Linked DNA regions of Mus musculus: all the other regions are linked to region 3. A link is a loop called in an ENCODE intact Hi-C map of the cell type or tissue named here. Cell type or tissue: heart. All regions are shown on one strand. Region 1 overlaps Gm32045 (a long non-coding RNA gene). Region 2 overlaps Abcc4 (ATP-binding cassette, sub-family C (CFTR/MRP), member 4). Region 3 has its middle 6.5 kb from the start of Gm22379. Region 4 holds the start of 4933431J24Rik (a long non-coding RNA gene). Region 5 overlaps Abcc4 (ATP-binding cassette, sub-family C (CFTR/MRP), member 4). Region 6 overlaps Abcc4 (ATP-binding cassette, sub-family C (CFTR/MRP), member 4).

The links. Hi-C counts contacts between places; a loop is a spot of excess contacts. Peaks named below come from ENCODE experiments on the same cell type or tissue, not always from the same donor. Only the 100,000 strongest peaks of a DNase experiment are listed, where the experiment ranks them.
Region 1: it touches region 3 in a loop (2.3-fold over the local background); 12 of 42 quality-filtered maps call a loop at or near these places.
Region 2: it touches region 3 in a loop (7-fold over the local background); 36 of 42 quality-filtered maps call a loop at or near these places.
Region 4: a loop joins it to region 3, with 4 times the contacts of the local background. A loop is called at or near these places in 11 of 42 quality-filtered maps.
Region 5: it touches region 3 in a loop (9-fold over the local background); 20 of 42 quality-filtered maps call a loop at or near these places.
Region 6: a loop joins it to region 3, with 3 times the contacts of the local background. A loop is called at or near these places in 10 of 42 quality-filtered maps.

What each region holds. Positions count from the first base shown.
Region 1 is chr14:118,218,049-118,223,048 of GRCm38, reverse strand. Gm32045 (a long non-coding RNA gene) reads left to right here. Exons shown (of 3, transcript XR_383765.2): 3 at 1-288. Among named protein-coding and RNA genes, the nearest start is that of Gm32045, 5.8 kb to the left of the region's middle. In heart, a CTCF peak has its summit at 1,986 (motif pointing left); no DNase peak of the experiment used is centred here; H3K27me3 peaks cover 1,974 bases.
Region 2 is chr14:118,614,013-118,619,012 of GRCm38, reverse strand. It overlaps Abcc4 (ATP-binding cassette, sub-family C (CFTR/MRP), member 4), which reads left to right. Exons shown (of 31, transcript NM_001033336.3): 9 at 23-124; 10 at 2,558-2,647; 11 at 3,691-3,882. Among named protein-coding and RNA genes, the nearest start is that of Mir6391, 24 kb to the right of the region's middle. In heart, a CTCF peak has its summit at 2,158 (motif pointing left); no DNase peak of the experiment used is centred here.
Region 3 is chr14:118,766,133-118,771,132 of GRCm38, reverse strand. No RefSeq gene overlaps it. Among named protein-coding and RNA genes, the nearest start is that of Gm22379, 6.5 kb to the left of the region's middle. In heart, no CTCF peak of the experiment used is centred here; a DNase peak (open chromatin) is centred at 2,902; H3K27me3 peaks cover 2,171 bases.
Region 4 is chr14:118,206,685-118,211,684 of GRCm38, reverse strand. It overlaps Gm31981 (a long non-coding RNA gene), which reads left to right. Exons shown (of 2, transcript XR_383764.2): 1 at 1-221; 2 at 383-1,264. It overlaps 4933431J24Rik (a long non-coding RNA gene), which reads right to left and starts at 720. Exons shown (of 5, transcript XR_383762.3): 1 at 1-720. In heart, CTCF peaks have their summits at 1,885 (motif pointing left) and 4,171 (motif pointing left); no DNase peak of the experiment used is centred here; H3K27me3 peaks cover 1,031 bases.
Region 5 is chr14:118,699,719-118,704,718 of GRCm38, reverse strand. All of the region lies in intron 1 of Abcc4 (ATP-binding cassette, sub-family C (CFTR/MRP), member 4), which reads left to right. Among named protein-coding and RNA genes, the nearest start is that of Abcc4, 4.0 kb to the left of the region's middle. In heart, a CTCF peak has its summit at 2,312 (motif pointing left); a DNase peak (open chromatin) is centred at 2,378; H3K27me3 peaks cover 1,133 bases.
Region 6 is chr14:118,634,253-118,639,252 of GRCm38, reverse strand. The region is part of intron 4 of Abcc4 (ATP-binding cassette, sub-family C (CFTR/MRP), member 4); the gene reads left to right. Among named protein-coding and RNA genes, the nearest start is that of Gm52104, 6.0 kb to the left of the region's middle. In heart, a CTCF peak has its summit at 1,904 (motif pointing right); DNase peaks (open chromatin) are centred at 743 and 3,632.

The sequences.
Region 1 (5,000 bases), 550 kb after region 3:
CAGCGTCTCTAGCACCCACACTGGTTGTTGGCTCGCAACCTGATGTTAACTGCAGCTCCAAATCTGATGCTCTCTCCTGGCATCCATAGGCATCCGTTCTCGTGTATGTACACGCACACGCACAAATAAAAAACAATCCCTGAAAACTGACCTGTCCCAGACTTGCTGTGCTGCCTCTCCTGGCTATTTCCCCGGAGCCTTTGAGCTTTGCCATGAGCTGTTACCCAGGAAGTGATGACTAACGGGCCCTGTAATGTACGCAAGGACATGGCTACTGGCACCACCTCCCCTTCCCTGCAGAAATTTTTAAAAGTTATTTCCTCTTTAAAACAAACAAGCAAACAAACAAACAAAAACAACAACCCCCCTCCCAAACACAAAAAACAAAAACAAACAAAAAAACCGAAAGAAACAGCAAAAACCCCAGCACCTCACTGGCTTCTTCCTCCAGTTACCGCCTCACATCTAGGCTCTTCCTACAATAAATGTCTTCCATATTGTAAGATGTCCATGTTGGCCATCTTTGCTTCTGTGTCATCTTCTTTCTTATAATCCTCTTGTGAGGGTTGCCCTTCTCTGACGTCACCTTTCTACTTCTCATCACTGGGCCTGTGCTTTCTGGCTCCGCACTGACTTTAGTCATCCTCCTTCAACCCTCTCAACTGCTCCCTCCTAATTTTCTCACTACCTCCTCTTTCTGTGAGCTTTAATACTTGGCCAGGACTCAGTTCTTTAGCATCTCCTTCGCTCTGTCTATGCTTTCTTGGTGGTTTTGTTAGCCCTGTTACTAATTAATATTTCAAATGCAGTGGCTTGAATGGTACCCATTTGAGCTCTCAGAGCTATAGGTTTCAAATAGGAGTTATGGTGCGGTTGTGCCCTCTGCTTAGTCTCAAAAGTTGAAGTCAAGGGTTGAGCTCGGCTGACCTTTCATGTGACCTTTGGAGTGTGCTTTGGAATGCCTTTGGGAGTTAGCTGAATTCAGTCCCCTGAGGTTAGAGGATAGGGTGCTGCCTTGTCACGCAGGATGTCAGCCCGGAGCTGCTCCCAGCGCTTGAGGCCTACCTCTTCCTGCTTCATGGGCCTACCCTCCAAGGCAACAATAGCAAAAGTTGCAGGCTTCCCGGACTTCCTCATTCCTGCCTCTCTCAGGCCTTTCCTCTTCCATCTCTCTGACTGAGCCAAAGAAAACCCTCTGCCCTCAAAGGCTCTCATATATTTATCAGATCCCTCCTGGCCATCTAGGACACTCCCTCTCTTCAGAAGTCAGGACCTTAGCCATACGCGCAAAGCCTTGTTTGTCATGGAACACAACAGTCACACACCTAGCTATCAGAGTATGGGCATGTTAGGGAGACGCCTCTGTTTGCCACAGGCTACCAAGTTGCTCTCCCTATTTACACACTCGAATTTTTCCAGCCATGGCTTCTTATCTTATAGTAGAGCCACCGGCATCCTCATAAGGTCTGATCTGCTTTACATAATCCTCATTGTCCAAGCCTTCTGCGACACTCTAACATCCTTGCTGCTGCCCAAACACATGCGCATTGTATTCTGATCCCTGTTCTTCCTTAACACTGAGTCCACATCCCTCCCCTCTGTCTGACTCATCCCCTCGCAGCTGATCTGTGTTTCTACCTTCACACCAAGACTCCCTGGCCATTTGTCGAAAAACAGCATCTTGAAGCAGGATTTGTAGCCCTTGCACCTAATCTCAGAGCTTGGGAGACAGAGGTAGAAGGATCTCTGGCGGTTCAAGGTTGGCATGATGTACATGGCTAGTTCAAACATAGCTAGAGCTACATAATAACGAGACCCTGTCTCAAGAAAGAAAAATTACATCTTGAGGCTGGAGGGATGACTCAGAAGTTAAGAGCACTGGGTGTTCTTCCAAAGGACCTGAGTTTGGTTTCCACAACCCAAATGGTGGCTAACAAATGTCAGTAACTGTAGTTCCAGGGGATCTGTCTCCCTCTTCTGGGCTCTTCTGACATTGCACATACATACATGCACACAGACATACCTGCAGGCAAAATACCATAAAATAAAAAATTAAATAAACCTTAATAAAATTAAGAAAGAAAATTATATCTCCCAGATTCCCAGGTCTCCCTATCTGTCTTCCACACTTTATTTCTCTTCATAGAATTTTTCATTTTCAAATGTAATATAATATGTTATAACATAATAATATAATATAATACAATATAAATATTTTCTGTTATACTCACTAAAACAAGCACCACAAAGAGGGCATCTCCAGTCATTTGTTTACTGCTGTATCTCCAATGCTTGCAGCATGGCTGGCACACAGAAACTGCCCACTACGTTTCTATTAAAGGGCTGAATACATGCGTATTAAATAAGAAGCAAAGACGAAACCTGGGGTTTCAGGTAGGTCAGGACTGGCCCTTAAATCTTGTGCACAAAACTGTGAACTTCAAAGAGACCAGGCAAGAACTCCAGCATGTACTTGGCAGAGCTCTTAGTCTCAGGATTTGCTGGGTAGTGTCAGTGTGAATGGCTACATTGTGCACACACATCATTCCATCTGACTCATACAACTTCTGAATTCTTTGTGATTTCATTCTTCTTATTTATGCCTTTTTATAGGATGTTGTGTAATAGTTTCCCCTGAGATTAAAACACTTCATCCTGCAGAGAAGCTCTTTAAGTAGGAAGGTAACCAACTCAGAACAGCTTCAGGAAGTTCCTGAAACTGACCAGAAGATCCTCTAGGCCCCTCCTTCCCAGAGTAAGCAATAAAGCTGCCCAGAGCTCTCCTCAGAAGAGCCTAGCTACAAAGAACACTGGCTGACAAGACAACTTGCAAAAAAAAGGACTCTGAGATCAGACTGGCTGCCTGGAAGAAGCTGGAGCTAGCTAAACTGTCTGAAAGAAGTTTAGATCCGAGACATCAGGAAAGTACACCCTCTAACCTGTGAGCTGCCTGTAGGCTGTGCAGCAAGCTCTAGACTCCCATATTTTGTGATTTGTCACTCATGCTGGGGTGGGTCTTGGTGATGCAGCTCTCTGTGTTATTTCTGCTTCTGTACAGAATCCTCATGTACTGGCTGGTTTTGTGTGTCAACTTGACGCAAGCTGGAGTTATCACAGAAAGGAGCCTCCCTTGAGGAAATGCCTCCATGAGATCCAACTGTAAGGCATTTTCTCAGTTAGTCATCAAGGGTGGGAGGGCTCATTGTGGGTGGTGCCATCCATGGGCTGGTAGTCCTGGGTTCTATAAGAAAGCAAGCTGAACAAGCCAGGGGAAGCAAGCCAGTAAGCAGCATCCCTCCAGGGCCTCTGCATCAGCTCCTGCCTCCAAGTTCCTGCCCTGTGTGAGTTCTGGTCCTGACTTTCTTTGGTGATGAACAGCAATGTGAAAGTGTAATCTGAATAAACCCTTTCCTCTCCAACTTGCTTCCCCAACTGGTCATGATGTTTGTGCAGGAATAGAAACCCTAAGACACCTCACAATACCCCTTCTATGTAAGTAACCCCAATAAAACTTGTGGTTTACCAAATTGGACTTCGTGGTAGCCATACTTTGGTCTGTCATAGGCTTCTTATCTAGGGTGAATAGTATAACATCTCCCCAGGAAAAGTTTTGTTACACAGTGGGTATCCAGTGAGCCACATACAGTATTGCAATGGGAGAGGACTTTGTGCATGCCAGACAGCCTCTCAGTAAAGCAACTTAGGGCGGCTAATCTACCATTGCCTGTCTACCGTGCAAGTGCACACCTCCAATCCCCATAAATGTAAACATTTTGGAAAGCACTGGAATTGGGAAGACAGTGGTTCAGTGGTCGGAGTGGAGAGCCAGCTGACGAGTGTCACCATGCCATTAAGTATGTCCATTGTGTGACCTTGTGAGCAGGCACACAACTCTACCAAGCTCCCACTTCCTCTTCTTTGAAACTAAGACTGCTCGTTGCCGCTCACGGGGATGTATGTAGTGAGGATTCTGTGGGATGAGGCCAGTACACATGCCTAGCAGCACCTGTGCCGAGCAGGTGCACGGTAATGAGAGTTTTCTGCCTGCCTTTCATGGGAGCCCAGGTCCACCTCCTTATGCTGGAGACCCTTTACTGCTAGCTCAGCTCCTCTCCGCTCCGGGGAGCAGTGGAGAGTGAAAACGACCCTCCCTCCTAAACGGCTTTGGAAGCCAGTTTCATGTTCTCCTTCAATGTGTTCTCTCTCAGGGTGAATACACTCTGTTCACTCAACCATTCCTTATGAAAACTGGTTTTGATTTCTAAGTGCGCTCTCTTCGGAGGACATGGCTTTCCACCTTTGCTGTCAAGGATGGAGTTTGAGTAGAGCTCAAGTATAGGTCCTGGTGTGCTCCTCCCAGTATCTAGAGAAGTGGTTGGTACATAGTAGGCCCACAAAAAAAAAAAAAAAGAGAGATTGATTTCAGTGACGAAGCCACACAGGTGTACGTATCATTCCATTCATAACTGCTTTAACCCCAGTGAGCCCTCTCAAGTCCCTAATGATCAGAAGCAAGAAGTTCACTTCAAATCTGTTATTTTTATTTGCCCGTGTTTTATCTTTATTGTTCTTTATTTATATATATATTTTCTGCATAAGTTCGTAATATTGACACTTAAATGAAAATTGATTGCTTTTATTTTATGGAGTTGATTCATGTTTGTAGGGGGCCTCAAAGTGTCTCTCTAAGGAGCTGCAATGTTGGCTTCTAATACATGCAGACACATTAACAACGGTCGAAGGGTCATCTCTCTTACTCCAAGTCAAATGAATACCATTGTTTACCACAGCTACAAAAACCCTTGAAATTTGTTTCCTGTTTAGTCAACAACAGGCTGTTATAGCCCAGCCAAGATTGGTTTTGCTTTGTTGTTTTGGTTTTTCGTTTGTTTTTTAGACAGGGTCTGAAGGATCCCAAGATACCTCAAACTCACTATGTAGCTACGGATAGCCTTGATCCCCCTGCCTCATCTCCAGCTTGGGCACTGGTAAGCCATGCC
Region 2 (5,000 bases), 150 kb after region 3:
CCCGTGCTTTCCTTTTCTCTAGAACTTTCTGTTACTCGATGAACTACCACAGCGCAAAGCCCATGTACCATCTGATGGCAAAGCCATTGTCCACGTGCAAGATTTCACCGCTTTCTGGGACAAGGTAACCTCCCGTGATTTCTGAGACACCGTGGGTGACACTGATGAAGCAGAGAATTCTGAGAGTTTTACGTAGTCTGTAAGGGGCAGTCAGTTCATCTATTGAAGTTTTCTGTAAAATTTCTTAAAATCCCCAAACTTGAAAGTTGTTTTTAAAAAATATTTTATTTTATGTGTATGTGTGTGGGTCTGAGTACATATTTGTGTGGAGTTGCCCGTGGCGGTCAGAAAAGGGCATCAGAGCCTCTGGAGCTGGGCTTCCAGGGGGTTCCAAGCCACCATGGGGGTGCTGGGAGCCAAACCCAAGTTCTCTGGAAGAGCAGACAGTGCTCCTAACTGCTGAGCCGTTTCTCCAGCTCCTGGAGGTTGTTGTCTATCACGGAAACTTTGATCATTGCCTTGGTTTGAGCTGAAAGTGTTGACACCAGCAGTGTTAGAATGCATGGGGTCAGTATGGGATCAGTTAACTGTGCATATTCTATAGGCTAACTGCACATTCTATAGGTTAACTGCATATTCTATAGGCTAACTGCACATTCTATAGGTTAACTGCATATTCTATAGGCTAACTGCACATTCTATAGGTTAACTGCATATTCTATAGGCTAACTGCACATTCTATAGGTTAACTGCATATTCTATAGGCTAACTGCACATTCTATAGGTTAACTGCATATTCTATAGGCTAACTGCACGTTCTATAGGTTAACTGCATATATTTTATAGGTTAACCACGTGCATTCTATAGATTAACTGCACATTCTATAGGTTAACTGCGTACTTCTATAGGTTAATACTATACATTCTGTGGGTTAACCGAATGCATTCTATAGGTCAATTGTGCACATTCTATAGGTTAACTTCATGTATTCTAAACTATCCTAGATTTTTGAATCTTGTTTTAACATCATCTTGTAGCACTTGAACAGTCTGCAATTTGCATTTTTGTCTGGTATCAAGTCTGGGAACTCGACCTCTTAGATGAGTGCACAGACCACAGCATCTCAGCATCGCTCTCCACAGTTACCGTTGGTTGAGTGTGTTAGGCTGTTGATGTGTTGGTGTTAGATTTAGACGAAAGCTCTTACTGTTTGGTGATCGACACTCTGAAGGTCCGTGCTTCAGATGTCAGCCACCTTTCTCTCTCCCGATACCTCTCGCTTCTTCTGAATCCTGGCCAAGCTGGTGTGCCAGTTAGAAAGGCAGCCTCACTCTGGTCCTGGTCTGAGCTACTCCATTAAGACCCCCATAGCACACGCTTCTCAATTGGTTTTGCAACGTGTGGGAGTTCTATAGAGATGTGAATTTGATTTGGCGTCTTGAAATTTAACGGAGAAACTATGAAGCACCTAAAAAATGACCAATGGTTAAGTTTCTTGAAATCTACCTTATGTGACGTGTTTGAATCAAATGTTCCAGAATTTTGGTATTTCCATGTCCATCATGAGAAACCTTGATGATGAGATCTGAGAATAATCATGGAAACCGTGTGTGCCTCCTATCTGTCTTATACACATGGCCTTAATATGATTTATCAGTGAGTTCACAGATGGAGTCTCACACTTGGGCTGCCAATATATTCCACTGGAAAGAACTCAGTGTTCAGTTTTTGAATTTGGAATACTTCAATAAAACATGCATAGAGCCTTACCTTTTGTTAAAATGTGTCGATTGCTCGTGGATGTGGTTTCTGATAGATCCCGTCCTCCTTCCCCACCCGCTGCTGTGTTGAAGCCTGTACCTCCACCGTGTTTATGGTAGCTGGGCCGTGTTGTCCCTGTTCGGCATGGTGTCAGTAAGGCACATCACATGACTTGGACCTACTAACCTACCCTGGGTTTAATGGCTTAAGTTTTGCTGTTAAACTCGAGCCATATTGACCATATTGTGGGACTTACTTTCCGTGATTGATTTCATGACATCAGATGCAGTCCCGTGTCCCTGAGTGCATTGCTGGAAGGACTCATTGGCAAGCCACAGTTAGGGATGGTACCAAACTGCTCATCACGGCTGGGCATGCCACATTCTTCTACTGCCACCTCGTGGGAGCTGATGACATAGAAGATTAAAACCTAAGGCCCCTGTGAAAATTTAGGAATGATTAAAATCCTCCTGTGTGTGTTGTTCTATGTAAAATACTTGTTTTAGTGCATTAAGTATGAACCAAGAGTCTCTCAGCTCCCACATTGTCCTTCTACCACTTAAATTCTGTATTCACATGGAAATCTGGACTCATTTCTTTAAATAGGTTGAGTTTATCTAAATAAAAAGCTTGAAAAGGCTGTCAAGACGTGACAGCCAAAGTGAGGAGGAAATAGGGGCTGTGCGTGTGTGTCTGCAGCCGTGGTTTTATGTCTTCTACTGCTTAAAGTGATGGTGCTAGTTCTTTAAAATGAGACTTTTTTTTTTTTTTTTTTTTGTAAACTTTACCTCATAGGCACTAGACAGTCCAACCCTGCAAGGTCTTTCCTTTATTGCCAGGCCTGGTGAGTTGTTAGCCGTGGTTGGCCCAGTTGGAGCAGGCAAGGTAAGTTTTTTGTTTTGTCTTGTCTTTGGGTTGGCTCACTGGGAGTTACTTATGTGACCACGAGTCAGGATGGAAGGACTAGGGGAGTGGGCTACTTCTTTTTGTCAGTGTGCCTGTGGCTGTCTGGCTTTCAACAGTTCTTAGGACATACCCAAGTCATGTCAGTACATATTTAGCTCAAGCACATCCATGGTTTATGCTATGGTTGGACCAAAAGATGCACAGAGAAGCCCAGGCCCAGGCAGCTCTGGGTCCTGGGCAAGGCAGACAGATGGTCTTAAGGCTGTGTCTCAAGTTCTCTGATCATGGTAGGCATACACTTGTTAAACTGGTATAGGATTCCATCTTTGTATGAGAAGGCTTATTCCTCAGAATTCATTTAAGTAAATATCTTCTGAGTGCATCGGATGCATACTCGGTGCATGGCCTTTCTGGGGTCAGCACATAAAACAGAGGAGATCTGGATTATCAGGATGCGGCCGCAGCTTCGCTCAGTATTGGATGGCTGAAACCTCTATGGTGCTGGGGCTGTATTACTGCCAATGGTTTTTGTTTGTTTGTTTGTTTATTAATTGATAACTGATTAATGATTGATTGATTGAGGCTGGATCTCAAAATACGCACAATGGCCTCAAACTTGTATCCAAGGAAAACTTTGATTGTCTTGCCTCTGTGTCCCTCGTGCTGAGCTTATAGGCATGCACCAGTGTGACCAGCAGAAACCATTAGTTATACTACATAGTTCATGTAGTATTCTCAATGGCATATAGCCAGCATTGCCATTAGGAGCAAGGCCATTTGGGAGGGCAGGCTGTCACAACCTATTTCTGTAAGCTTTGTTTGTTTGTTTGTTAGTAAACATCACTTTACTGTGGCCAGTGGTGCTGTTTCTGTTTTGCTTTCTTGTTTAAGCTGCAGCATCTAGTGACCTTTTATATGAGAAGCTGATGCTTGTCAAACCGCCGGGCTGGGCAGAGCCCGGAACTTGGTTTAATTCTGTGCCTACATGAACAGCCTTATGTGTGTTGTGAACTCTGTTTCAGTCGTCGCTGTTGAGCGCAGTGCTGGGTGAGCTGCCTCCTGCCAGCGGGCTGGTCAGCGTGCACGGGAGGATCGCCTACGTTTCTCAGCAGCCCTGGGTGTTCTCGGGCACCGTGAGGAGCAATATTTTATTTGGGAAGAAATATGAGAAGGAGCGATATGAGAAAGTGATCAAGGCCTGTGCTCTGAAGAAGGTGATGACTCTTGTTGGGTTTCCTATACTCCGTGTAAACGCCCGCCTTCGGGGCGTTCTCTAAGTCATGATACTCCGGCTAAGCTTTTGGAAGCCTGCCCATCCCCACCCATCACTGGCTGCTTTGGTTTTGTTAGGTTCTGTTCAGTTTTCACCATCCGTATGCGCTGATTATCACAATCGTGGGGAGCACCATCCTTAACTTTAAAAAAAGATGTATTTATTTTTATCTCACGTGTATGGTGTTTCGCCTGCATGCATGCCTATGTACATCTGGTGCTGACAGAGAGGTCAGGAGAGGGTGGGGGATCCCTTCCAACAGAAGTCACGGATGCTTGTGAGCCACTATGTGGGTGCTGGAAGTCCAACCTGGCTCCTAGCATCCAGTGCTCCTAACCAGTGACCCACCTCTTTCCAGTGCCTGAGCTCTAACCTTTATAAAGCATTAAAGAGTTGCAGAGGTTAGTGTATTGAGTCCTTCTGTCCCCGGCACACAGCTTTGGCAACAGCCAGGTGGTGACGAGTCTTTAGTCCTTACCAGCTGAACTTTTGAAGCCCCACCCACCCCCATTCTAAATTATTTTTCCAAGCAATTTTGGACCCTTTGTATTTCATCTGTGAACTTTTTCATTATTTGTGTTTAAAAGAACTGTCTTGGGGTGGCAGAGGGTGGAGGTTTTGGGAGGTATGGCTGCCACAACCGTATCATCCATAAGGAAATGACAAAATTGCTTGAGGCAATCCACAGTCCAGCCAGTCTGTTGTGCTGGGTTCTAATTGTTAATTCGCACAACTTTGAGGAGAGGCTACAGCTAGGGCCCAGCTTTTGCTTTTCCCTTTCCTCCCTTCCTCCCTTCCTCCCTTCCTCCCTCCCTCCCTCCCTCCCTCCCTCCCTCCCTCCCTCCCTCCCTTCCTTCCTTCCTTCCTAGAAAAAAATGTTTCACCGGTTTCTCTTTTTAATTCTACAACACTTCATCAGGAGAGGGAAGATTTTCAAAACTGACTTTGAGCTGCCCAGAAAATAACAAGATGAAATATTATATCACACATGATGATTTTGGTAGAACTGATAGACGACGATTGACTAAAGCTGTTCGTACCTGATAGTGGAATGCAAGC
Region 3 (5,000 bases):
ACATCCCCCCACAGTCACACACATACACATCACACACACACACACACACACACACACACACATCACATACACACACATACACATCACACACACATACACATCACACACACACATCACACACACTCACACACACATGCATATACATCATACACACATACATTGCCAGGCACTACACTGGGAATATTGCTCAGTTGCTCAGGTGTTTAAGTTAGGCCCTGGTTCTTCCTTCCAGCCCCATGCTCACAGAAATAAGACTCAGATTCAAAATACATATTACAAATACCTTGGCCATATAGCTAGGCTTTTCTCTGACTAGATACAACATAAAATATCCCATTTATGGCCTACATTCTGCCACATGGCTGGTTACCTGTGCTCAGGTACCATGCTTCTGGCTTGTCACATCTTCCCAGTGAATCTCCCCACTTCCTTCTCTCCCAGAATTCTCTCTTCTCCTGATGTTCCACTTCTATTTCCCTCCTAAGCCACAGGCTTTTTAACTCACAGGTGATAGTGCATCTATACAATAGACAAGCTGTTCTCTCTACACTCAGTACTTGCTAGCACACAAAGCCCTGTGTCCTTAGCACCCTGGAATGAAGCCTGCCTGGAATTCAAGAGCTTGGGAGCTGGGGCGGCAACTGGAAGGTCGGGAGTTCTCTGTCATCCTCTGCTACTTAATGTGGGCTGTTGAGACTGCATCTGCCCCCACCAGGTCCTGGATGAAGTCTCTCTGGTCGCCTTAGAACACGCTGCAGGCCAGGACACGCCTTGACTGCCTCTAACCAAGGGCGGTGGCCTGGAGCTGAGAGTGAAGGCCAACCTTTCCTCCGTACGCTGCTTTTCTTACCTTGCTTTTGGTCAGGGTGGTTTTTCTTGTGGTGGTGGAGATGGTTTTGGTTTTTTAATTTTTAGTTTTTTAACTGAAAAAAGTAGGTTTTTTTTCCCAAACTCCTCCCAGACTCTTCCCATCCAAATCCACGCCTTTTTTTTTCTTGCTCTCTCTCTCTCTCTCTCTCTCTCTCTCTCTCTCTCTCTCTCATTAGAAAATAGTCATCTAAGAAGAAAAAAACAACCACAACAATAATAATTACAATGCAATAAAAACAGAGAAAAAAATGAGCCAAAGATCAAAGCTACAAAAAGCACAGGCTTTCAAAATGAAATTGTTTCCATAATAAGAGGCATAGACAACGTCCTTCCTCTCTGTCCACCCATACACAGCTAGGAAAGGTCCCATGAAGATTCAGCAAGAAGGTGAGTGGCTGACTGCTCTCCACATACACAGTTTGTATGTATGTTGTTGTTGCTGCTGGCACCTCGATCCTTAGCTTGTAATCTCCAGGAACCTTCTACCTCTGATGTCTGTAGACACCTGCTGTGTCTGACCAAACTTCAGTCTCACATTCATGCGACCTCCAGGGCTGAGGTGGCTAAGAGCATCAGCACAGACGATCTTTGGATGGCTCAGGATTCAGGCCCCATGACCCTTGTCTGTCCCGTGTGGATCCTCTTCTAAGCTCGTCAACTTTTGATCTGGATGTCTTTCTGCTCCGTGATCCTGGAATGGCTCACCTCGGAGCTCCACTGCATCAGGTTATACCGGCAAACAGCAGATGATCGTCAAGTTGTAGGGGTGCCATGCCAGAATTTCTATCATGAGCAGGTTAGGGAAAACAATTTGGTTGGAAAGAGGCCAGAGGGAGGCCTGGTGGCCTCATTTGCAATTTGGGCTACCCTAACCAAATACCACTGGCCAAATGGCATCAACAAAAGTGCACTAGAAGGACCCCCTTCTCTGGGTCCAGAAGCGGATGCCCTGGTATCAGTAAGGTGTGCAGAAGCTTGGCATTCCCACACCCTCATCTGTGGGAAAGCGTTGTTACCTGCTGTTTATAGCTCTAGTTTTTTAAACTTCTGAAAAATGATTACATTTATTAATTGAAAGAGGAGTGTGTGTGTGTGTGATGTGTGTGTGTGTGTGAGATGTGTGTGTGCTGTGTGTGTGTGCTGTGTGTGTGTGAAATGTGTGTGTGAGATGTGTGTGTGTGAAATGTGTGTGTGAGATGTGTGTGTGATGTGTGTGTGTGATGTGTGTGAATGTGTATGTGTGTGTGATGTGTGTGTGACTGTATATGTGTGTGTGATGTGTGTGTGTGATGTGTGTGTATGTGTGTGCGTGTATGTGTGTGTGTGATATGTGTGTGAGTGTATATGTGAGTGTGTGTGTGTTTGTGTGTGTGTGTGTGTCAGTGGATAGCTTGTAGGAGTTGATTCTTCCCTTCCACGATGTGTGTCCCTGGAATTGACTCTCACTGTCAGGCTTGGTGGCAAGTGCCTTCACTCATGCCGCCATCTCGCTGGCCCCAACACTCTTTATTCTAGTTATCCCAACATGGCTTACGGAAGATTCACTTGCTTATTAACTCTGCTGAGCACACCCTCTTAGTTTCACTTGTGTTTATTTAACTTGGTTACGGGAAAACCAAGCACCTTACGGTCATTCCAGAATCACCCAGATAAGACACCTTATCTGTGACTGCACAGGAACCACGGATCACTGGCGGATTTATTAATACGGGTTAGCAAATGTGTAGCAGGCGTTGGGTGTGACTTTCACACTCACTCATTCAGGGGAAGGCAACTTTTAAACGCTGTGCATTTACGGAACGTGGTGCTGTCACGGTACACCGTGCATGATTGCACATCTATACCTTATTATTCAATGTCGGAATACGTCACGTTTAGCCATCCATTCCCCCCTCTTACGACCGACCGTAAGTCAGGCCTCTTGTAGCCTTTCCTAGGTGTGTGGGTGAGGAGAGCTAAGAACCCCAATCACCTTGAACACGCGCTAGGGATCCACACATCCTGCCCACTCTTGCAGTTGCATATCGTGACCAGTAGGTGGCGGCCACACACCAATAAGACACTGTGGCCACCGACTCAGCTCAGAAGGCTCAGAAGGGAGGTGACCTGAAACTAGAACTCTTCTTAAGAATGATTGGCCGTGGAAGTAAATGGAAGCAGAAGACCAGAGCTGAGGCTAAGACGGCTGATTACTTACTTCCGATATCCGGTCTTCCAATCCTCTATCTTCCCAGGACCAGAGAGTTTAGCTTTAATTTCCTTACTGAGAAAGACAGCCGTGAGTCACTTGGTGAGAAGTTAGTGGAAGGATGTTACTGAGCATCAAGTACAGCACCATGCAACTACTAAGTACACAGTACTCTGGAGGAACTGGAACACCATAGAAACTTAATATCTTGTCGTTGAGAAGTAGTCACAAATTGAGCGCTCTACACCTGGAGGATATTATTTTCGCCCCGGTTTCTCTAATCCTTGTTGTTGGGGGAGGTGTTTGTGCACTGTGTAGTCACATGCTGATTTCTGGCTGCAGCCTGGCCCTGGGTGTTGTCATTATTTTTGTTTGTTTGTTTGTTTGTTTGTTTTTCCAGACAGGGTTTCTCTGTATAGCCCTGGCTGTCCTGGAACTCACTTTGTAGACCAGGCTGGCCTTGAACTCAGAAATCCACCTGCCTCTGCCTCCTGAGTGCTGGGATTAAAGGCGTGTGCTACCATGCCCGGCTCCGGTGTTGTTATTATTATGAAGCTTTTCATGACATTTCGTGATTTTGTAAAACACGGTTGTCCACCATCTTCTGACTGGTCAGTAAAGAGCTGGTCAGCTTATGTCTGGGCTGGAGAGGATAAGAGAGCCTTCTGTGCCCAGAGAGAGAAGGCAGAGGGTATCAGATGGGGGAAGAGATGCCAAGAGGGCAGGACTGAGGAAAGCCAGAGGGAGACCAAGATGGCAGGAATGCCCTGTGGCTGGAAAATAGTCCAGACCAGCACAGTCCAGTTAGAATATCAGAATCTGCCCAGCTCAGTGCCTGAAGTTTTCAATAAATATACCAGGTCTCTGTGTCATTATTCAAAGCAAGGGCAGGCATAGAAAAGCTCACCCTTTTACATTTGGCACCCAATTAATTCCTGCCGCACAGAAAAGCCCCTTACACTTACACCATGTTTTGTAGAAGGGCATCTGACACTTCACCGATGGTCTAATAGACTTACATGGAGCCCTTTCACGGAACCCTCCAGTTCTCTACACTCTGGGTCAGTCCTTCCAAGGTTGGGAGTATCCAAGGCAAAAGTGATGCCAGTGGGGTTATATCCTAAAGACAGGGGTTTCCCCACGGTCCGGAGCCAGTGTGCCTCCCAGCAGTGCTTCATCAAAGAGAAGAGAATGGTGCTCAAGAGCAGCCATCCCACTTGCCCTGGTGCTGCAGCGGGTTATCAGTCTAATAACAGATTGATCACGAAGAAGAGGGAAGCCACAGAGAAAACACCCTGGACACTGCACTTCCTCCCTTATAAATATCCATAAACAAACAGAAGCAGCGGGCTTCACAGCAAAGGTCATTGATAGATCATCCTTTACCTTTCAGAGGTAATTTAAAGCTACCCTCAGCTACCACAGGCATTGAACGGTGTTGTAGGCTGCGACTGTAACTCTGAGTCACAGCTGTGACACAGTCTGCTGTGGTTTAGGGAAAAGCAGAACCTTGGGTTGAGGCAGAAGGATCACTGGATTGAACCAGTCTGGGTTGACAAAGTCAGGTGAGAAAGGGAGGAGAGAAAAGAGAAAGACTACAGCCCAGCTTTGTGGTGTGGGGGAGGGGGAGACCTGACAAGAAACAGTTTGCACGAAGAAACTTTTAGAAATGGGCTAAGAGGAGAGGGGTAGATAGAGACTACGTTGGTTATAAGAACGAAGATCCTAGAATCCAAGAGTCATAGTTAGGCCTGCTACAGGCTTGCCCACAGCCTGGTCTTATGTGTGACATTTTCATAATTGAGATTTACTTGGGGGCGTGGTTTTAGAGGAGTCCACACATTCTTTCTTCTTATTCCTGCTTTGGGCCCCCATGGAGGCAGAACGTCTCTGCAGAAGCACCCGATGGAGACAGCTGCCCATCTCACTGTGCCAGGGAAGG
Region 4 (5,000 bases), 560 kb after region 3:
TGACGTCACTAACAGTTGGAGCATGGCAGAAGGCTAAAGCAGGGAGAGTGGGCTATCCCTCAGTAATCCCTGATCCCTGAATGGGTTATCCCTCTGTGATCCTGTGAGTCTTCACAGGCATGGCATTTTGCTGCCTGTGTGCTAAGCTGACCCGCACAGGAGCTGGGCACAGTATGCCCGCAGGAGCAGGGCTCAGTATACCATGCATGGGGAAACAGCAGGTAGGATGGCTCTTCAGATTCTCATTAGAACACAAGAACCATGTGCTGAGACCTCAGTAGCTTAGAAACAAGCAGTGTATGTACTACCTCATCTTGGCTAGTAGGTGTTCCTTTCTTCTCAGGGCCTTCTCATATTTCACTAATGTCCCTGCACCATGCAGGACACTGCAGGAGCTGGCATGCATCCTCACGCCCAAGGAGCCTTGAGAACGAGCTCTCCACGGTATGCACCATGATGATGGGAGCCGTTGGAGTCTGGAATACATCGTTTTTGCCTCCCCCCACTTTCTGGGGAAGAATCAAGAAAAAGGAAACAGAAAACATTAGGTGATGGAAGATGTTGTGTTCAAGCCTCCTTTCTTCTCCCACTTTCATTCTAAGAACTTCTGAGAACAGGAAACTGGGCTGTGTACTTTCTCGTGCTCTGTGGAAGCCGGACATACAAACCCTTTGCTGTATATTCCCCATGATCCTGGGTGCCTACTGGATGCTTCTCCATGGGACTGGTGTTGCGACCAGACCTGCTTTACCCAAAGAATGAATGGATGCCGTCCAACTTGCTTATCCCATCTTTCCCAGAGAGTCTTAACTAGTAAGGGAACATTTCAGTAAATGAGACCTGAGACCACAGTTTGTACAAGAGACCAACAGATTTTGATTTTCAGAGATCGAAATAATTTCAAGTAGATGAAGCCATACCCACGTGAATTTTGTTCCCCAACTTAAAGTGATTCGCAGATTTAAAAATCACGAATTGTGTTTGGTTGAAAGACATCATCTGAATGAGGAACGTGGGAAATATGAGGTACCCTTTCACACAGATGACAAGAAACAAAGGTCTGCCATGTGCAAAGGCACCTGGCTTGACTGGAGTGGTTTTTGTGAGGACCACAAGAGACTGAAGTTTACTTCCCCATCAAGCTTGAACACCGATTTTTGTCTAGCCATCTAACCAAGTACACATAGGGGTAACATCAGGTGAATCAAGACATGTTTTGATATAAGACATAGCTAATAAAAATTAGCAGTATCTATCTCCTCTATCTTGGTTGCACTCTCTTCCTTCTTATTGCCTTGGAATTCTCGACTTGTTGACTGGGTATCCAGAGTATCCAGAGGGAAATACCTGGGTTATCTGGCACTCACTACATGGGGCGGGAAGAGTCCGAATGGATGAATCACTTTGGACTCTTTATAACACAGAGTCCATTTCTACACCCAGAAAGGTAATACCACCAGAAGATGTTTAAAGCATTTTATTAGGGAGTGGACTTCGGGATCTTCAAAGGAAAGGTGAAGACATCTTCCAAATTATTCACAAGTGACAGGCACCTTCCTTGTATAAAAATCCAGTGTTCTCAGACTTTGTCCTACAGTTCAGAGACACAGTTGACAGTTTTCTCCTCGCCTGGACCTGAATTTTACATAATTCATCTTGCAGATAAATAAGAGAAAAAGAACATTTTCTCTTTACTTACAAGGCTGCATTACGACACAGAGCAGACACATAGTTAGAAGAATCATTCTTTATCGAGAAGAAAATCCTGAAGTCCATTTCTCTATGATACTGGGGGTCTCCATGGTAACCACTTAAGGCTTGGTGATCTGCAGATGGCCAGGCTACTCAGGCTGAGACCTCTAGGCACACAAGCGCCACCTAGTGAGAAAATCGTCTTCGAAACTTTTCAAGGACCCAAATTTATTCATTTCCTATGGAAAAATAATTAACTTTACACAGACATGCCTATAATTTTAAATATTTTAGCATAGAATCCTAATTTTGAAATCAAAAGACTAGAGCTAGTGAGATGGTCCAACAACTAGGAAACTCAAAGATCTGACCAACGCTTTGTGTTAGTTACAATTTGGTTTAGATTCTTTGCACTCATGCATACTTCCAAAAGTGCTGACGTGTTATGTTTCAAATATAAAGAAAATCTTGAAAACTTTGAAAGAAAATAGAAGAGGCATGGAAGAAGGATTGGGAATGGAGTGGAAAGAAACAAAAAAAGAGACCTTTTGTTATATGCCAGCCAGTGTTTGTTTTGAACTACATGAATGCATTGCTAATAAAATAAATTAAATTTAAAAAAGAGATGTCAGCACATATTCATGTTGCAAGCATCCATTGAATTTAGCAGAAATAGTAGCGCAGTCACATTAAATTTATTTGCTAATCTGCAAAGAAAAACAATGCTTCCTCTCCATAAAATTAAAATTCCTTTTCTCCAAGCTCTCCCTCCGTCCCCCTCTCCTCCCCCTGACTTCCCTCTCCCCTCCTCCCTCTACCTCCCCACCTCCCCCCTCTCCTACCTTTTCCTCTCCTGGTCCCTCATATTTATGATGCATTTCTTACATTAGACCTGGGTAGACAACTCAAGTTCTGATTTTTTTTCCCAAAACCACTTAAATCAATGGTTCTGGACTTCCCTGGACATGCTATAGCAAGGAATTCACCTAATTTTATCCTTTGGCATGCTTACTAACACAGTAAACGCATGTCGCAAGCTACAAAGCAAACCTCAAAGTATAGGCCTTTCAAGTTGCCTCCATTGCTAAACGCCTTCCACTTCTACAGCTTGGATTCAAATTTGCGGGATCCTGGATGAAAGGTGGCTGCTGTTACGACAAAGATGTGAACCCAGAGACTTGGGGCTACATGACATTCCTTCCCGGGACTCTAAGCTGGTGTCTAGGACTGAAAGAGCGCTGTACCACCTTCCAGTACACTGTAGAACACTGTAGAAGATACAGTAATTTGCTGTGAGGTTACTCTTTAATAAAAAAGTCAGCCTGATTGGCTAGAAAACTATTATATACTCAAGAGGGGTTTTTTTGTTTGTTTGTTTTGTTTGTTTTGTTTTGTTTTGTTTTGTTTTGTTTTTTTGAGGTGGAGCTTATATTTTTAGTTACAAAATTTCCCAAGCTTTTACTAAACAAGTGGATACAAAGTTTCCAAACTGCTTTGGAAGTTTGAACCAATGCTGCAGTGACTGAAAGCCACCCTGTCTTTGCCTTTGCCTTTGCCTTCGTACTTACTGAGATTTGCATTGGGTGATTATCTGGAAAAAGACAGAACTCCAGAGTATAGGTTGAGATGCCGCATCTAAGCACAGACTGTGGCCTGAACCTAATCTAACCTCATCAGCCCGGTTAGCGTAGTTAATGCTGAATGCTGTGCAAAAATTCTTTTTCGTGCACACATGTGTACACAATATGTGTGTGTGTGTGTGTGTGTGTGTGTGTGTGTGTGTGTGTGAAAAACTATAGGAGATGGATGGGAAATAACCAACAAACAACTGCTACATATTAATTTCCTTTTTTTCTCTTTTCCTTTATTTATTTATTTATTTATTTTTTTGAGATGGGACCCTTCTAGCCCTCTAGACAAGGCTGACCTCAAACTCACAGACATCCATCTGCCTCTGCCTCTGGATTCTGGGAGTAAAGGCAAGAACCACTACACTCAGCTATTTATACTTATTCTTATTCCTTTAAAGCACTACATTCAAGAAAGACTGACAGCTAGAAACAGTGGACATGCCGATTTTAGAGGCTCTGTGTGTGTGTGTGTGTGTGTGTGTGTGTGTGTGTGTGTGTGTGTGTGTGTGTGTAATTGGTTGGGGATGATCTGTAGCCTTAATTAAATGCTACCAAATAATGTGTTCCAATCTTGAGGCAATTAAAATAAACTAAGGTGAAGGATTATTATTTACCTGGCTTTTGGTTTCGGTTTCATTTTAAAAACAAACAAACAAAAAACAAGCCAATACAACGACACAAACTATGTATAAGGCAGGAGAGATGGCTCAGGAGCTAAAGACACTTGCTGAGCTAGCAGAGGACCATGGTCAGTTCCCAACACCTATGTTGCCACTAACAATCATGTGTAGCTCCAATTCCAGGGGATCCAGCTCCCTCTTCTGGTCTCTGATGGTACTGCATACATATGGGGCATATGCACACTCAAAAATAAGTAAATAAATAAGTGCTTAAAGAGAAAAGCCATATATAAATATAACTACTGAAAAATGCCCTATGTATAACTTTAGTCATATAGCTACAAAGCTGAAAAGAAGTGATCCAAACGTTTTCCAGCAAAATAAACTAATAATAATCTCTCCTCTAATGGGTTGACTGGCCGCCATTTACATCTGGCCCGGCCCCGACTTAACTGCTCTGATACAGTTCTTGAAGCAAAGGTTGAGATGCAACACTTGGTAATGGGCTGCAGCACTAGTAGAAATCCCTCAGGCAGGACAGCCAGAATTTCATGCTACAGTCTCAGTGAGAAGACATTCTCCTGCTAGAGCCATTAGCGGTCTGAAAAGCCTCCGGTGGTTTCTCCGTGTATGTTCTGAATGTATTTTCTCTGAAGAGATCTAGTCAGAATTCTACTGTTGAGTAGAAACATCACTCCAAGGGTCAGATGCACTGTGTCAGACCAGGCTACCGTTAATAAAGAATTCTCTGAACACCTTTGTAAACAGAACTGTGTGCTGCACCATCTAGAGATACAATGAGACTCCCAGAAGGTTCTGTGGAAACACCACCTGCTCAATGCATCTTTTCCTGTATCTCTATGGGTTCATTAAATATCCAATCAAATATGTTAATTAGAATAAACCCTGGAATTTATCTACATAAGACTTCCCCTGTTTCAGTCACATACTCATACATCCAGTCAATGGTCAAGCACATACTGAATATCTAGTAAGTGTCAGAGGCTCGAAAGCATAGTAGCAAACAGAGGGACCATGATGCTTGGATTTATGGGGA
Region 5 (5,000 bases), 66 kb after region 3:
GAGGTGAAGCGAGAGCTGGGTGTGGGTGGCACATACCTCCAGTCCCTGTCTCTTGGAAGGCTAAGGTGGGAGGATGACTTGAGCAGCTATGGAGCTGAGACCAGCTAGGATAAGGTAGCAAGGCACAATCGGCTGTTGTTTGTTTGCTTGAGACAGCCTCACCCTGTAGCACAGGCTGGTCTGGAAGTCCTCGAATGCACAGCAATCTTCCTTACAGCCTCGGTTTCCACAGTGCTGGGATTATAGGTATGAGCCACCACATCTGTCAATACACGGTCTTAAACTATGTACGGAATAGCTGAGTGTGGTATCACAGCCTTTAAGCTGTCAATACCAGCACTGAGTAGGCAGAGGCAGGTGGACCCCTGAGTTCGAGGCCAACCTGGTCTATATTGTGTTACAGTCAGGCTTATAGATAGACTTTAAAATAAAAAAGGGTAATTATTTTACATTGCTGTCTGGGGTGAGTCCCATTTCTACTTCCCAGTTGGTGAGAAATTAGCTATTGCCTCTAGTTTATCCCTTGTGAGGGGGCTCAAGCTGAGGTACTTTGACTAACCCGTCTAGGATGGCAAAGCTACTGGCGTCCAGCAGGATCCAAACCTGGCTCTCAGGAACCACTGTACTTTGCAGTTGGTCCTCCCATGCATGAAGAAGGATTGCTCCCGTTCTTACAGCAGTTTCTCAAGGATGCTATTACAATTCCTGTCGTTGAAGATGCGTGTGAAGCATCTTTGGTCACTATGGTATCAGCTCTCACAGCAGGATAGTCAGAAGGGCAGCATCAGCATCACCTGGGAGCTTATGGGAAGATGCAGGATCTCCAGTGTCCCTGCAGACTGACCCAGCACAGCCAGAAGCATGGGGGTCCATGCTTTTCACAGGGGCCCGAGTGATGCTGACGAAGGCTGAGGCTGGCCCACTGGACTATGGCGCACCTCCTGTTAGCCTTGGCTTTCCAGTGTTACACTTTGCAGGAGGGCTGTGACTTGGTGAAGTCACCCGTGGCCTGCTTAACCAGTGTGTCATTTCTCTTTCTCTCTTGCAGCTGCCTTGCTGCAGATGGGAAACCCTCCTGCAAGCCCGGATTTTTTTTACCTTCTTTGTGGGGCGTTTGTTTTTCCGCCCACTCTGTGTCTGTTTTCTAGACTCTTGAGTTGGTAGCTGCCCAGCCAGATGATGACAGCCCATGCAATAAGCCTTCCTAGGATTTAGGTGAAATTGTAATACAGTTTGGACGTGGGCTGTCAATCAGCCTAGGACACCGGCTGGTATTGTGGCTGTCTCTTGCACGCATGTGTTCTTTCAGTGCACACGTTGGCAGGAGCACACGGACATTAAGTAAAACTGTAACCTGTCATGGATCCTTTAGCTGATATGGTGGACTTTACACTGTTGCCTTTAAGACATGATATTTTTCTGAGTGTAATTTTCCAGGCCTTTTGCTGTTGCTGAACACAGTGCATTCAACAGTTACATAGTATGTGTCCATGGCCGTATCTTTTGGTGTCCTCTCTTCCCTTTCTCAGGCTGTTGGTGTTGGGGATTGGAATAAGGCACTGTATAGATTAAACATGCACGCTACCACTGCCTATACCTCCAGCCTCATCCAGAGCTCTCTTTCTCTCTACCTCCCAGGATCATCTAGATTCCCTGTGCATATTTTTTTTAGCTATTGTGTTAATGACAAAGGATGCTAGGGTTTCTTTTTTGCAGCTGCTGTAAAATAGGCACCAGTTTTGTTTTGTTTTTTTGTTTTCTTTTTCTTTTTCTTTTTTAGATTTATTTATTTATTATATGTAAGTACACTGTAGCTGTCTTCAGACACTTCAGAAGAGGGAGTCAGATCTTGTTACAGATGGTTGTGAGCCACCATGTGGTTGCTGGGATTTGAACTCCAGACCTTCGGAAGAGCAGTCGGGTGCTCTTACCCACTGAACCATCTCACCAGCCCTTGTTTTCTTTTTCAACACAGCACATTTTCCTACCACTGTTTATTGAGCAGTTTGTCATACCCGTCATTAGAAACAAATGGTATAACTTGTGAAATACTGTGTCCAGCCAGGTCGTGGCTGACTGCTCCTCTTTAGTTCTAGTAACCCTGGAGTTAGAGGCAGGTGGATCTCTGTGAGTTTGAGGCCAGCCTGGTCTACAGAGAGAGCTCCAGGACAGCCAGGGCTATTACACAGAGAAAACCTGTCTGGAAAAAAAACAAACGAATGAATGAATGGAATACTGTGTCTAGCCGGCTATGAGAATGTCCAAGCCCCAGTCTCTCCCAAGGGTGTCCTTCTCCCTGCTGCCCCCTGGTGTTTTCACCAACGTCCAGGAAGACCTGTGGGTGTCCTCTGTATTCCTAGGCCAGGCCTCCTCCTACCCAGGAGGTCTTGGGATTGCAGCAGCAGATGGAAGGTAACCAGAGAGGCGCTTTCCCAGGGTGCCAGTGTCAAGGGACTCCAGGGGACTGATGCATCTGGCCCCAGAGAGTAGTTAAGCCCTTGTTCTCCTATAGCTGACTGTGTCTCTGCTCAGAGATGTCGTGCTGCAAAGCCATGTGACAGGACAGACTCTCTGGGGACTGGGCTGAGAACAAGCTTGTGACTTGCAGATGAAATGCAGATGGCTTAGGAAGGTTGGCTGAGGGGCACTCCATCACGGCACAGAAGTGCCACGTATTTATTTATTCATTTTATTCTGTGAGACAGGATCATTTTTTAGCCCAAGCTTTGGGTAGAGAACTCTCCCAGCTCACTGTCTTGAGTGCTAGGATTATAGGTGTGAGCCATATCTTGCTTGGTAGTGTTTAATTTTAACCAGAGGCATTTTGGTACCATATTTTGAGTATTTTTATTATCACACTTGCACACTCCCCCACCACACTCATACATTACACACATATGTATAAACACACACATGCAGAAATACACATACACATGAGCACACAAACATACACACATGAGTATAAAAACACTCATACACCCATGAGCATACACTCACAATACCACACATATGCACATGCACACACATATATTTGCCCCCCCCCCGCCGCGCCCCCATGCACAGACAACATTCCCTTTTACATACAACACAGGTACACATATACATGGACACATACTATACACATGCATAACTCAACCCACAACCTATAACACACACACACACACACACACACACACACACACACATGCACACACTCCTACTATGGCACCTGTGTGGAAGTCAGAGGAAATCTCTCTGTCTGCTTAGTGAGTCTGGGGTTGAACCTCAAGGAAGTCATCAGACTTGGTGGCAAGCACCTTTATCTGCTGAGCCATCTCATGGCCTTGCTGGTATTAGGCAGAGTGCCAGGTTTCTGGAATGAACAAACAAACAAACAAACAAACAAAAAAACCCTCCTGCCCGCCAGAGTAGAAAGGAAAGTTTTAGACTCACTTAAAGATTAGCCTTTTAAAGACATCTTCATATTGCGTAACACAAGAAGACCACTGGATGCAGAAGTCATCAGAGTGGGAGTTTCATGCCTGGATAGTAAATGTCATATTTACCTGCCTCAGTAATAGTCCTTGGACATGGTTTTGAAAGTGTAGGCCATGGGTCTCTTGTAGCGTCCCCGCTGTGAGTCCTCAGGAACTCTGGCCCTAGTGAGTCTGGGTGGGTCCTGGGGATCTCTTTTGCTGGCTACTGCTTCTAATATCCTCGGAGGACACCTTGAGAGGCCGTGTTGGGACCTTGAGCTTTAACAATGGTGATCACTAGCACATATACATTTTGTTCCATTCAGCTTGTTATCTTCCAGAAGTTTAACCCTCAGTCTCTCAGGCAGACATTATCACCCTTCTTTAGGGGAGGCAGATTGAGGTCCGGTCCGGAGGGGGTTGGGAAATGCCTCAGTAACCTCGTAGCTTGGAGGTGGGTGTGTCACAGCTGAGACGCTATCTGGATCATCAAAACATGTCATAGGTGTGCCCCATCGAAAACAGAGGCACTCGCTCAGTATCTGTCTACCTGCTGGGCTCTGCTGGGCTGGTAGAAACGTTGGCTGGCTGGATGAATGTGTGTGTGTGTGTGTGTGTGTGTGTGTGTGTGTGTGTGTGTGTGTGTGTGTGTGTGTGTGTCTGCTGACTTGATCAAGCAGGCCTCTTGGTTGTTAGTGAATGAGTTTGTTTTTCACATGTGTGTTCGTCTTCAGCATGTTTTCTCCTGTGCTGGCTTGTTTTATGTCAACCTGACTGACACATGTTGTAGTCATCAGAGACGAGGGAGTCCCAGTAGAGAAAACGCCTCCATTAAGGTCAGGCTGTGGGCTAGGCTATAGGGCATTTTCTTCATTAGTGATGGGCAGGGGAGAGCCCAGCCCATTGTGGGTGCTGCTATCCCTAGGCTGATGGTCCTGGGTTCTATAGGAAAGCAGACTGAGCAAGCCAGTAAGCAGCATTTCCCCCCATGGCCTCTGCATCAGCTTCTGCCTCCAGGTTCCTGCCCTGTGTGAGTTCCTGTCCTGACTTCTTCAGTGCCGAACAGTGATGTGGAAGCATAAACTAAACACACCCCTTCCTCTCCAAATTGCTTTTGGTTTCATGTTTCATCACAGCAGTAGAAACCCTGACTAGGACACCTCCCGTCCATCTGTAAGGTTGAATTGCTATTTGGTTGTTAGCACCATCGTCTGTCTAGTTATTAAGGCATAAACTCTCCGGTCATCCTTGTTTAAACCATTACCCCTGGCATCAGATTCTACGGTTGGACTTTAGGCATGCCTGTGGAGCCGTTTCATCCACCGATTCATTCACACGCTCACCAAATGTTGTTGAGGATCCTCAGAGACACTCCTCAAGCCTGGCTGTGGCTTTAGTTTTTTCTTTTTAAAAATTAGATGGAAGGAAAATCACTGTAGAACAAACTGGGGTCATCCTGCTCAAAAACCTCCCCGGCCTCCTCCCGTTGCTCTCAAGAACAAACCATAATTCACATTCAGTTCTGTGACTCCAGATGGGGCTGTG
Region 6 (5,000 bases), 130 kb after region 3:
GCTTTGACCTGGGCTCCCAAGCCTTTAGAGAGTCCGACCTCAGGGACCCACGGTGGCTTTGAGCAAACCTCGTCTCTGTCCTGGAAGTGGGAGAGGCGAGGGAATGTGGCGGCTCCTGATGAATTGCACTCTCTGGGATCGTCATGTGTGACTGACACTCAGCATGACCTCAGAGCATGGATCCCAGGGCCCTTCCCCGAAGTGGGGGAGTCAGGTGGGGTCACATGCATATCCTCACGGCCAGACAGGCGAGGCTAGTCAGCGTGTGCATGTCTGATGCCTTAGCTGTGGCCTCTGGTAGAAGTGGGGTGAAAGGAAAGCCATCTATCAGGTACCTCATGCAGGTGAATGTTGCGTCGTCCTTCAGAGCTGGACAGATCTGCTAGCCATAGACAGTCAGATAAAGCAAAACAGAAAAGAAATCCCTAAGGTGCCAGACTATCAGACTATAGCGAGAGGCAGGTTGTTGGTTTTGTCTGCGGTTTTTCATTTCCCTGAACCAGTTTCTCTCTCCGGAATGAGAGGGCACAAGCCTGGCCTGGTGCAGCCGTTATTCTCCCGTTATGCTCATCTTATCGCTGGAGGATATTGGGCAGTCCCTGCAGCCTCCCTTTGAGAAACAGCACAGCCGCTTTTAGTTGTGCAATCATGAAGAGGGCGTGACAGCATTACTAAGCATCTCCAGCCAGTAACATCGGGAAAATCCAGGTGGCCTCTGCTTCAGCGAGCTATGCAGTCGCCCTGCATAGCTGCCTGTCCCAGTAATGCCCCGCTTACCTGGAAGCCACCTTATCTAACAGACTGGGGTGGGGTCACGAACACTGCACTCTGAAGGTCCCTCAGGGGTCTACATGCTGCTGCTCTGCCTTGACCCAGTGGTCTCAATACGATAGGGAGTCATGGGGACTAGTGTGCTGAGCCTGGTGACAGGGGACGAGGGAGAATCGACTGAGGAATCCAAGCGCACAGGCCTGAGGCATTCTGGGAGAAGCCTCACACTGAGGGTCGACAGCGGTAAGGGTGAGTTGGTGAGGAATCTGCAGTGTGATCAGGAGGTGTTCACACCTGTATTGGCAGGACTGTTAGACGGGGGTCTCTAGAAGGTTTCTGTGAAAATGGCAGCCGGATACTTCATTAGTTATGAGTCTTCCGCTTTAGTTCTTCTCCCAGTTAGAGAGTGGAGTCTGTCAGGAAGGGACGGCCTCTCGGTGATGTGGGTGACATGAGGCACATGCCGCTGGCCTCAGGGAGCAGGGAGAGATGCGTATGGATGCTCCGTCAGGACTCTTTTTTTTTTGTTGTTGTTCTGTTTTTCGAGACAGGGTTTCTCTGTGTAGCCCTGGCTGTCCTGGAACTCACTCTGTAGACCAGGCTGGCCTCGAACTCAGAAATCCGCCTGCCTCTGCCTCTGAAGTGCTGGAATTAAAGGCGTGAGCCACCACCGCCCGGAAGGACTCACTCTTTATGTGTCCCTGGCCATAGACGGTAGGACGGTGCCACTTACATGGGCGGTGACCCACCTCAGTTAGCCTAACCTAGCAAGCCTGTCAACAGGCAAACCCAGATGTTTCCCTCTGTAATTCCAGATCCTTCCAATCAAGCCTAGCCCTCCCAGACTCCTAAGGGGAAAGCACACCCCACCCGTCCTCCTCGGCAGTCACTTCTGTGGAAGTGAAGGACACTTGTCTCACCACGCTACCCACGTTGATATGTGGCATTTATGTGCATGCTTCTGCTTTACGTTTCATATTTACAGCCAAAAATAATCCAGATAAAAACATAGTTTAACAATGAATGGGCGGGGGTGGGGCGGGGGGAGACTGTTTGCTTTTTAATTTTAATTTTTTTAAATTTATTTTTGTTTATGTTGTACTTACTTGTCTATATGGTACCTCATGCATGCAAGTGCCCACAGAGGCCAGAAGAGGGCATCACGTCCTTCAAAGCTGGCAGTGGAGGTGGTTATGGGCCATCCCAGGAACTGAACCTTGGTTCTCTGCAAGAGCAACTAGTGCTCCCAATCACATATGTGTGTGTGTGTGTGTGTGTGTGTGTGTGTGTGTGTGTGTCTGTCTGTCTGTCTGTCTGTCTCTCTGTATGTGCATATGTATGTATCTGTGTCACCACTCGCAAATAGTCAGAGGGCAGCAGAAGTCATTTCTCTCTTCTGCTATCTGATCTGGTGATTGAACCCAGATCCTTGGACTTGGTGGGAAGAGCCCATACCCACTGAGTCACCTCCTGGTGCACCCGCTGCCTCCTACCCGACCTGACCAGGACGTATCTAAGGATCGTCGTTCCTTTCCCTTCCTGTCTCTCTCCCTCCATCCTCTCCCCGGTGCTGGGATCAAATCAAAGCCGTGCACGTGATCGGCTGATGATGTCTGGCAGAGCCATGGCCTCAGCCCTCGTTCCTGTTTCTGCCCGACGGTTGGTTTCTCACCTGTTCTCCAGGATTTTGACTGGGTTGCATGATAGTCTCCTATAGCACGCTCACGTTGTTCTTTCGATTGTAAACTACAGAAATAAGAACATGGTCTTGTAATACCAGATATTTGGGAGGCCAGAGCAGGGTGTTGTCACAAGTTCAAGTCCAGTTTGGGCAACTTAGTCTCCAAATGAAATGTACAGTGAGGGTTTAGGAGTGCATGTCAATGATAGAGACGAGAGACGAGATTGCCTAGCCTGTGCGAGGTTCCCGGTAGAACCCTAGCCTTCCCCGATTCCCCCCGTGCTCTTAGTTACTCTGCAAATATCCAGTGGGAACAAATGTTAATTGGTAGATTTTCTTTTTAGATTTCAGATGTATATTTTCTACTCTAGAATACTGTTTCATTCTTTTCGATGGTGTCCACTTCTCTCCTAAAATCATCCATCTATCCATTTGTCGTGACCGTGTTCCTCTTTGGCTACATATCCATGATTCCAGCAGTTGTTTTATGTTCCTTTGCTAATCCCACGAGCTGGATATCTATCTGGGCATCTTTCTATTGACACTCACCCTCTGTGACTATGGGTCGCTGTTTTTTTTTTTTTAATTTTTTATTTTTCTCCTTTGCTCGTTGTAACAATCTCTCTACCATGTTGCGTTGGGGGTGTTATACTGCAGGGAGTCTGGATTACAGAGTGTTGGTTTCTGTTTTGGAGGTTGGTCCCTACCAGAGTGGCCCTGTCTGTCTCTCTGTGCATCTCAGCTGCAAGGCGGCTATTTCCATTCTGAACTCAGTCCAAGGGCCTGGCCGACTCTGTAGACAGATCTTTATCACTAATGCATGGCCTTCCTGGCATCGTTATCGAATGGCCGAGGCAGTCAGGAAGAACCTTAGCTCTGTCTGGGCGAACCCTGGCGTTTCATAGCCATTCTGACCTCAGACTCCCACTCTGGCACTCAGCTCTGCCCCTGGACAGCGAAGGCCTTGGCAAAGAGCCATTGGTAAATCCCCACAAAAAATCCCAGGTCTAGCCTCTGTGGCTGTGACCCATAAACTCCACGTGCTTCTCCTGTTCAGAGTGGGCATCTTTTTTCGTTGGTTGGGGAAATGCACTCTGGTTGGGCAGAAAGCCAGGTGAGTCCTGGCCAATACTGAGTTTCCTTCCCTCAGGGCTCGAAGTCCTGCAGTGCCTGCAGTCAGAGTGTGGGGACAGCTGCTTCCTGTGCCGTCCAAGCCAATGGCTGGCTGCATACTGGCGGGCGAGGCCAGCAGACTGGCACCAATTAATCACTCTCTGGTGACAGAGGACAGAGTCTGCCAGTTGTGTCTGTGACTGTCTTCCTCACTGATAATATTAAAGGCACGTCACTGTTCTGTTCTTTGCTTTTTTCCCTCTGATCTCACTGTAGTGAGATGGGTTTTTAAAAATGAAACAGAACATACTAAGTTTGAGACTGATTGCACAGCTCTGGTAGCTTCTGGAACAGCCTGGCTTTCCTTCCCTGCAGTACAGGTGGTCTCAGTGACAGGTAGCCCTGCATGAGAGAGGGTCTGTGTCCCACACAGATGGCCACTGGGGTCTCACTCATCGCTGTGCGCCCTCTGACTGTGATGCTGAGGAGACACATTGCATGCTGTTCTGACTTTTGTTTTCTGTTTAGTTGTTGTGATCAATTTAGGATTAGAGTATGGGATGTCTTTTGTGTGCCTCATTTCATTCTTTACTTGTTCATTTGGGCTTTTAAAATCCAAGGTCTGTCTTTATAGCGCAGCCTGGCCTCTAACTCAACCCTCCTGTCTTTACCTGTAGGGTATAGGGATTACAGGCATGGGGGCCCATGCTTGGTTGTCATCTTACTTTAACTATTAGAACTGGGCATCAAGGCTGGCATTTGGGAGGCTGAGGCAGGCGGACCTTTGTGAGTTCAAGGCTAGCCTGTCGTACGTAGTGAGTTCCAGGACAGTCAAGGCTACATAGACTCAAAATATCAAAAATAACAAAACAAACAAACAACAAAAAAATAAAATCAAGTATTCATTCATAAGTTTGCAGTGTGTTTTCTGCATATAGGATTGACACTTGTTTCAATATAAACGTAGGTGCTAAAAATATTTTCACATAGCCAGTGAAAAGTCAGTGGCCAAAGTCCCTGAGTTCTGTCTCTTTCTGTGGTACCTGTATACTCTCTTCATAATATATAGGCTGCTGTTGTTTTTCTTTCTCTAAACATGGTCTCATTATATAGGCTTACACACACACACACACACACACACACACACACACACACACACACACACAGAGAAATGGGAAAAAAGGGGCTTGAGGCTTTATTGTAGCCCCAGGTTGGGAGAGAGCACTAAACAGAAAATGGTACAGTATGAACCAAATTTTATTATATTTTTTCTTGAATATAGATTTTTTTCTCATATAATATATTCTAATTATAGTTTCCCCTCCCTCCATACCTCCCAGTTCCTCCCTACCTCCCCTCACATCCATATCCACGCTCTTTCTGTCTCTCATTAGAAAACAAACGGGATTCTAAGTGATGATATTAATATAAAACA